Regions from separate parts of the Homo sapiens genome. Here all the other regions are linked to region 2. The links are chromatin contacts, found by Hi-C in ENCODE. All regions are on one chromosome and are shown on one strand. The core of a region is the stretch at or near the end of the contact, and the rest is flanking DNA. Distances in the headings are between cores, read along the strand shown.

Region 1 (2,700 bases), core at 1-2,500, 3.6 Mb after region 2:
AGGCCCGGACCTGACAGGACCGCGACCCCCACGCCTCCGCCCCCGCCCCCTCCCATCTTGCGGCTGCCTCCGAGGAGGGATGGGGGAGAGGGCGCAGTCTTCCCGAGCGTGTGAGCCGCGCCTACTGGTACTGACCCCTCGGGCCCCCGCCGCTGCTCGCCCAGGTTCCTGGTCAGCCGGCCCCGACCCCGCTCTTCTGTCTCTGCCGCCGCCTCGGAGAGTCTCTGGCCCTTCTCGCTCTGTTTGTTTTTGTTTTCTTCTACCCAGTAACACGGGGGCGAGAGGGCGGCGCTTATTGGCCGAGGCCGGGTGGTCGGCTGGCCAATCGTGGCGGCGGAGCCGGAGCTGAGGAGGAAAAGGGAGAGGAGTGAAACGTGGAAAGTTGGGGAGGGGCGCGGGAGGGCGCATGCGCATGTGGCTCCTGGGACTGGCTGGAGCGGGAGTTGAGCGGGAAGTCGGGGTGGGGGTATGTTGGGAGGCGTGGCGGGATGGGAGCGTTGGGAAAAGGGCAGTGCTGGGGGATGGGGACGAGGATGAAGCTTCCTCGACCCAGCTCACCCATTCTCCTCACAGGGCGTTCTGCAAACTCGGCTGAAGCAAAGGTTTTGAGCTTCCTGATGGTCCCTGCCTCCATTTCTAGAAACTGCTTAGGCGAACACTCCAAGTGATCAGCCTGTCCGATTCCTCCTCCCTCTGGCCGCTGCTTTCTCTGTGGCTTCCAGTTTCTGGAGATCCCATGCTAAGAAGTTTCTCTCAGCGAATCCCCTCAAACCTTTGAGATGGAAATAATTCCCATTTCACAGATATAAAGCAGGCTCCAAAACTCTTTGAAGTTCCTTTGCTAATCATGACTAGCCAAGCCTCTGGCGTTCAAACGCACAAATTCCGGCCTCCAGTGCTGGGGTTCTCAGCCATGGCTACAATTTCTGTATTGAAACTTCCACCTCCCCTCGCTGTTCTCTGTGACTTTTCCTCTTGGCTGCATTGGTTTTGGCTGGTACTATCCTTACTCTTTCAAGGTCACGGTCCCCTGAGGGTGATAACCAGAACCTTAGGCTTCCTTTGTGTTCCCAGGCGGGGACTTAGCCACTGCCTCTGATCAGATTTTTCAGTTGTCTGATGGGCAGCACCGAATGATTGCTTGTGCTCTCCAGAACCCAACTGCCTCATCCCGCACAGGCCAGCGCTTTCCCTTGGCTGCCCAGTCACCCTGCCTGGGAATCATCTCTAATGCTACTATTTCTCTGCACACACACGCACACACACACACACAAACCTTCACTGGCTTCCCATTGCCTCTCTTGAGTGTCAGCGCCTCGGTCGGTCATTCAAGGCTCCGTGATGTGACTTCAAGACTTTCAGGCTGTGTCTCCACACATCTCCCCATATGCTTCCTCACCCCCTGGTAGTTCTTTATATATCACCTTGAAATGTCTCTCTTCTCATCTCCTATCTCCGCCTGATGCAATCCTTCTGTGCCTCATGGCCCTTCCTGGTAGTTTTTTATTTTGTTGTTGTTGTTGTTTTATTTAATTGAGGCAGGGGCTTGCCCTTTAGCCCAGGAGAATGCAGTGGCATGATCACAGCTCACTGCTGCCTCGACCTCCGTCAGCCTCCCTAGCTCAACGATCCTCTCACCTCAGCCTCCTGAGTAACTGGGACTACAGGCACAGCTCACTATGCCCAGCTAATTTTTGTATTTTCTGTACACACAGGGTTTCATCATGTTGTCCAGGCTGGTCTTGAACTCCTGGGCTCAAGCAATCAGCCCACCTCTGCCTCCCAAAGCGTTGAGATTACAAGCGTGAGCCACCATTCCTGGACCCTCGTAGTTTTTCTGGAGCCTCGTGATTTGATATGATCTTCCTGCCGCTGATTCCTCACAGTGTTGGCTTGCCACACCTCCAGGGGCACTGATCACATTCTACCTGGCATTATTTCATCTGAGTCCCTGTCCTAGCCCTTCTGCCCATTAGACTGTAACCTTGTTTAGGGAAAGACCTGTGTCTTACTCATCTGTGATTTTGTTGTTGTTGTTGTTTTGAGACAGGGTCTTGCCCTGTTGCCCAGGCTGGAGAGCAGTGGTGCAATCTTGGCTCACTGCAGCCTCAACCTGTTGGGGTCAAGCCATCCTCCCACCTCAGCTTTCCAAGTAGCTGAGACTACAGGCCTGTGCCACCACACCCAGCTAGTTTTTTGTATTTTTAGTAGAGATGGGGTTTTGCCATGTTGCCCAGGCTTCTCTTGAACTCCTGAGCTCAAGGGATCTGCCTGCCTCGGCCTCCCAAAGTGCTGGGATTACAGGCGTGAGCCACTGTGCCTGACCCACTCACCTGTCATTGTAGTACTTAAGATGCCTTGTTCATTTATTGTGCCTGTGCAATAAATACACCTTGATTTGAGTTTACAAAGATTCTCAGCAGTTGGTGGTCATCCTCATCTCCTGGGCGGGGGCCTCCTGGTGTGGCCAGTATCTGAATTAGTCTCATAACTCATGTTCACTTTTTAAAATCGGAGCTTCCCAGACCTCAGTTTTGTTTTGTTATTTTCCATTATCTGCAGCTGTCTCCTTTCCCCTCTCTCACCTATACTCTACTGATCAGTGACTGCTGGCTCCTTTGTTACCCATCCTTCTCTTTCTCCACATTTTTTCTCTTCTCATCCCTTTCAGTTCTGGACTGTTTCCTTCTTCCTCCCTGT
Region 2 (2,700 bases), core at 157-2,656:
TACAGATGATTACTGCAGGGCCAGGAATTGAATACAGATTTCTTCTTGGTAGCGCAGATTATACAGCCTTTCTTTCCTCCTCATCAGGTGTCCAGTGCCTGACCCACAGGTTCATCACAGGCTTTTGCCAAATGAATGAAACCTAAGACCTCACCTCCTCCCTTCTCATCCCTATTATTTGAGCTTATACATATTATTTATACTATTTATAAACATAAACATGAGCCTATCAGTTCATAATCCAGTGACATCTCTAAGGATAACTAGCTGCTGTATCTTAAGTCACTTATTTTTATTGTTTTTTTAGAAACAGGGTCTCACTCTGTTGTCCAGACTGGAGCACAGTGGCACAGTCATAACTTACTGCAGCCTCAAACTCCTGGGCTCCAGAGATTCCCTGCCTCAGTCTCCTGAGTCCCGGGACTACAGGTGCATGCCATCATGCCCAGCTAATTTTTTTTTATTATTATTTTTTAGAGACAGGGTCTCACTATGTTGCCCAGGCTGCTCTCTTAACTCCTGGCCTCAAGTGGTCCTCCTGCCTTGGCCTCCTGAAGTGCTGGGATTACAGGCATGAAGCACCACACCCAGCCTACGTCATTTTTCTTTCTTTCTTTTTTTTCTTTTTTTAACCGATAGGACGTCATTGATTGCTTAAACCCTCTCATTCTTCTTATGTAAACAAATCTATTAGTCAAAAGTTAAGCAGCTGCTGAGTCACATGGCACTTTAATCCAGGGTTACAATTGGCAGCCCTGGGAATGAGTTCTCCTTTTTTTAGCTCCCACGATGGCACTGATTTCCCCTAGAATATGAAACTTACACCAAGGAAACCACCATGACAACTGTAGGTAGCAATTTCAAGCAGAAAAGACTAGGAAAATGCCTAAGAATTTTAAACCTGACAGAGTTCTTCTACATTTTTAATATAACCAAGTGCTGTTCATCACCTGCCTTGACACCGGTGTTTGTGAGGTTGATTGGCCCCAGGATGTTCCACTGCAGAACAGAAGGCCAAGATCAGAAGCCCTTGTCGACATATAAATGTAATGCTGTAAGCTGGCTTGGAGCTGTGACTCCATGGAGCCAATTCTAAAATGATTAAGACTTCTGTCTATAGAGAGTTGAGGTGGAGACTGTTTACTATGGCCCTGCCCAGAGGCTTCAGCAGCTGAGGGTGTACCCTCTGCAGTGGGAGTCTTCAGGCATGAGCCTGAAGCCTGTGCTGGCCTCTAGGGATGGAGTCCCTTGTTGTCTTACAGCTTGAATTTTCCAGCACAGGACAACTCCAGATGACAGCTCCAACAGGGCAGAGGCTGCAGCCTTGCCAGACTGGTCCGTCAAAGCTTTCCTTGGCACATAATCCAGTTTCACCCAGGTTTGGGGGTAACCCAGCTGGTTCCTTTTTTCCTGGGTTGGTGGTGAGCTAAGCAGGGAGGTAGTACCCACAGGTTATTTATGGATGTCAAAAACTCAAAAGGCCCTCAGCACTGGGGGTAGGACCAGTGAGAAGTGCTCAACCATGGCATGTATGAGGGATCTGTGGGCGAACCCTGATGTGTCATTTGGCTCCTCTATCCATCACAAAGAGCAGGGACCCCTGAACCCTTTAACCATCCCTGAGCAAGATTGGAGGGATTTTTGCCCTTTTAATACAACTTCTTAAATGGCCTGATGGCCTTGGATGTACTCATTAATAAATATGTCTTGTGGTTTGCAATTTAACTGTCTGTGTGATGAGGATATTGGAAAGGAGTTTCTGACTGATTCATTGTTCACACTTGCCTCTCCCAGCCGAGGGATAATTGGGGCCTTGCCTAATCTGCACTCGCTCACACCCAACATGTGCTGGGCGGGGAAAAAAGGCTGCAACCTGGCCGGCTGGTTCCCGGACCTGGCCTTGCACCAACCAGGAAGATCTCTTCTCTACCTCCTTTTCTGTGTTCAAGGTGATACCTGCTTAGGACTCCCAGAAATATCATTAGCAGGAAAGTTCCACAGATTTAATCTAGTCTAAACCTCTGAGAGTTGAGGACACTGAGACCCAGAAAACCTGAGTGATTTTCCTAGGAACACACAGCCCATTGGTTAGTAAGGCAAAAGTAGACCTCAGAGCAGCTCAGTGCTTCTCTATCCCCTCTGCACCTCCCCCAGGCTGCCTCTTGAACTACTTCTCTGCTTGCTGTACAAACCAAAGCTATCTTTCAAAGTCTTTTGGAATATTAAAGCCATTACAGGGAGGCAGGGTGTGTGGGGATTGAGTAGATATTCAAAAGATTTTTGCTCAAACCTTTATTTCACTTTGTTTTTAAACAACTTCCCTTTCCCATGCCTATGGAGCTTTTCTTGTCTCATCCTAAAAACTCCCAAGTTCCCACCTGCTTCTAGGAAGATTGTTGATGATTGTCCAGGCATCCCCTGCCACTGTCTGAGCAGACAACTTCTAAAAGTTTTTTTTTTTAAGTAGTGTGAGCTCATCGTAAATAAATAAATGAATAACTGAGTAAGTACACTTGTTTGTACTTCTCTGAATCACATGTAATGGGCCAGATAGTACATATTTTCAGCCTTGTGGACTATGCTGTCTCTGTCTCAGCTACGTATGGGCTAAAGCAGACCTAGAGACTATGTAAATGAACAGACATGGTTCTGTTCCAATAAAGCTTTATTTACAAAAAACAGGTAGTGGGCCAGGTTTCA
Region 3 (3,032 bases), core at 13-2,512, 4.5 Mb after region 2:
CAATTCCTTCCCCAAACTTGCATATAATCCTCCCTCAAAGCCTCTTGGCTAAGTTAAATTCCTTAACACTCTACCAGGTTAATTGCAACAGCACATGTGCCAAGGAAATTAGTGGTTTTCCTTGCGCTCCCATTTTCAACCGGCACCTACTTGCAATTAAATCTCTGCAACAAAAAAGTTCACCTGAAGCCGTTCTTGCCATTTTAAAAGAGGCCCAGATTATGCTACCTGTCTGTGGTCTTGCCTAAGCTATAATAGCCTACCTCCAAAGAGGCTGGACGTGCCCCAAACACCAGCACACCAGACCTGCTGCCAACTTCGCTTGTCACCCCTAGCAGGAAGCTCAACCTAACATGTATACGTTTGTAGGGGCGGTGTGTTTGTGTGTGTCTGTGTTGGGGGGTGGGGAAGCGGATTATAGGAGAAAGGTGACTGAACACTTTCAACTTGTAACAAAAAAAATTTTTTTTAAATGAGGAGAAAAACAACTAAAACCAACATTCGCTCCCTTTCCTCCACCTTTTCTAAGCGCAGGAACCTCTCACTCCCCTGGAGCGCACCTTCAGGGCTTAAGGTCCCCGGGGTCACCTAAGCTTCAGCCAGTAACTGATTTTGGTACTCCCCGCCTTCCTAGGGAAAACCAGCAGACGCGCGAAGCGTCGGGCCCACCCGGCGGCGCCGCAGGCCGTGCACCGCCACCCCCGGACCCTCCCCCGCAGGTACGCTCCCCTCTGGCCTGGCCGTGGTCCCCACTCCCGCCCCGGAAAAGGGTTCACCTGAGGCCGCAGGGACAGCCAATGAGAAGTCCCCTTGGCCCCGCCAGCCGCCGCTCCCTACCCCCGCGCGACCCCCAGTAGCGTCCCCAGTGCTAGCCCCCGCGCGGGTGCCCGCGTCCCGGCCCGGAAGAGAGGCGGGACGACGGCGCGTCCTCTCCCCGCAAGATTACCTCGCAGCGCGTAGCCGGCTTTGTGTTTCCCCTCCCTCCTTCTCGGCAGCCGCCCGGGCTGCAGCAGCCGCCGGATCCGCCGCTGCGGCCGCCTCTTAAGCGCCGCAGAGCCCCAGAGGGTAGGGCGGGAGAAGGGGAGGGGGCTTGAGGAGGGAGGGACCTGTACGCCGAGCCCTGTGCAGCAGGAAGCGGCGACACCTGGGATGCCGACGCCTCTGGCGCTTGCTCTGTGTTTTAAAAAATCTAATTTAAACCCCTCTTCTTTCCCTCCCGCCCCTCACACTGGCGACCGTTACGGGCTGGCGGCTCGCGCTCTGGCGGGACTAGCCGAGCGCCCCTCGAGCGTCCCTTGGTCCCGCCCCCTAACGCCCCGCCCCTAGGTCCCCAAGCGCCCCCCCCGGTCACGCCCCCAAGGTCCGCCCCTCGCAGCCCCCTACGCCTCTGGCCCCGCCTCTTGGGCTCCGAAGCCTCCCGGCCCCGCCTCCTCAAGACCTCGCCTCTGGCAGCCCCGAGCTCTCTCTGGCCCCGCCCCGAGCGCCCCTCGGGAGTCCTGGTCCCGCCCCCGCAGCCCCCTCCGCGCCCTCAAGCTCTAAGTCCGTGAAGCCGCAGCGGTGGGGGCCTGCAGGCCCGGCAGCCGGGAGGGCCTGGTTCGGGGCGGCTGCCTGGCGCCTTTTCAACGTCCTCTTCTGACTGTGCAGCTCGAATCCGCGGCGTCCCCGGAGGGCCAGAGGGGGAAACGACCCCGATAGAAACCCGACCGCGAAGGGGAGGAGGGGCGCCTCGGAAATGTCTCCCGCCCTAAATGAGCGAGCCCCCTACTCCTACTCCCGAGGCTGAGCCGCCGCTTTGAGTCAGCCTCGGCCGCCCACGCTGGCTGCTGGGGCTGTAGGAGGCCACTGCAAAGGTTCAACCTCCGCACGCCCCCCGTGGGGCCTGGACTTTGCTCTCAGCACAGCTGCCTTCGCGGGCGCCTAGTCCCCACAACCCCTGCTTCACCTCCACATAGGGGGAGGACAGGGGCTCTCGCTTCTGCTTCATTTGGACCCCTCGAGAGTCTTCACTCCCGCTTTGGCTCCCGGCCTCTGAACCTTATGAGAGCTCACTTCTTTGAGGCGAAAAGTCGAGGCATCGCCAAGAACCTTCAAAATGAATGCGGGGCCGGGCAAACTTTGCAACACGCAATTGCAGGGCTGTGGATCCATCCACAGGTGACACCGGGCCTCCCACCCCCCTCGCCCAGACATGTTTCTCATCCCAACCTATTCTTGAAATAGACCTCCCAGCGGTGCACACTTTTCTCTGCCACCCACGACTTCCACGTCCCTCCTGCACCAGTACACTTGCAAGCACACCCCTCCGAGCGCCATTCTAATGATTCATGGTCCCTTGGGCCAACCCCACCCTAACACACACAACAAACTTCGTTCCCCACCCTTATCCCCCTTCGTTTCCAAGGCACTGGCGACAATCCACTTCATTTCCTTTCCTCATCTGCAGACTCGTCCCCCTCAAATACCTCACGCCATCCGCCTCATCTTCATCCCCCCCCTCCTCCCTAAAAATGTGCTAATTAAAATGTAGTTTCCTCTTCCCACATATGAAGTGTGGAAAATGAATCTTGTCTTGACACAAACTGTGATGCATTTATCGTTTTCTCTCTCCACTGGACTAAGGCTGTAGAAATTTTAGTCTACCACCATCTCCCATTTGCTCAAAAAATCCAACCATGCCTTATTATTTTTAAATACTCTTAACGAATCGTGGGGAAGGCTGCCTAGTTTGAGGAAGAAAATTGTTTAGAAAATGCTCAGCCTGACATTTTATTTGGTATTTAAAAATATCTGCAGTATTTGAGAGAGATATTGGGAGTGGCTGGATATTTTCTTGCATTTAAAAAGCAAAAAAATGAAAAGCTTTGCATGCATCAAGGTTAGCCTTTTTATGAATAGCAAAAAAAGTATCCTAAGGGCACCTATCAGAATATAGTCCTCACTATATTTTGCTAGTCGCAAATCTGGACACCCCCACCACCACCAAAGGAAGACAAATTAACATAATCCATTTTAAGCATGTCTGATGAACAGTC

The links. A loop is a pair of places that touch in the nucleus more often than their neighbours do. Pooled maps may share reads with other maps.
Region 1: a loop to region 2 is called in a pooled map, with 4 times the contacts of the local background. The contact joins the promoter of PDCD4-AS1 here to the enhancer-like site in region 2. A Hi-C loop is called at or near these places in 5 of 50 pooled maps.
Region 3: a loop to region 2 is called in a pooled map, with 4 times the contacts of the local background. The contact joins the promoter of ADD3 here to the enhancer-like site in region 2. A Hi-C loop is called at or near these places in 1 of 168 maps with a recorded cell type or tissue (CD4-positive, alpha-beta memory T cell) and 6 of 50 pooled maps.

Annotation. Positions count from the first base shown.
Region 1 is chr10:110,869,454-110,872,153 of GRCh38, reverse strand. PDCD4-AS1 (PDCD4 antisense RNA 1) reads left to right here and starts at 1,250. Exons shown (of 1, transcript NR_026932.1): 1 at 1,250-2,700. It overlaps PDCD4 (programmed cell death 4), which reads right to left and starts at 226. Exons shown (of 12, transcript NM_014456.5): 1 at 136-226. RefSeq lists silencers at 1-33, 64-113 and an enhancer at 1,118-1,728.
Region 2 is chr10:114,518,582-114,521,281 of GRCh38, reverse strand. The region is part of intron 6 of ABLIM1 (actin binding LIM protein 1); the gene reads left to right. Among named protein-coding and RNA genes, the nearest start is that of AFAP1L2, 120 kb to the right of the region's middle. RefSeq lists an enhancer at 1,855-2,374. Within about 2 kb of position 1,406, at least 21 of the 41 ENCODE cell types and tissues checked have a DNase peak (open chromatin) inside an H3K27ac peak, as active enhancers do.
Region 3 is chr10:110,006,214-110,009,245 of GRCh38, reverse strand. It overlaps ADD3 (adducin 3), which reads right to left and starts at 1,262. Exons shown (of 15, transcript NM_016824.5): 1 at 947-1,262. It overlaps ADD3-AS1 (ADD3 antisense RNA 1), which reads left to right and starts at 865. Exons shown (of 5, transcript NR_038943.1): 1 at 865-1,065. RefSeq lists silencers at 530-939, 1,250-1,679 and enhancers at 1,508-2,061, 2,062-2,617.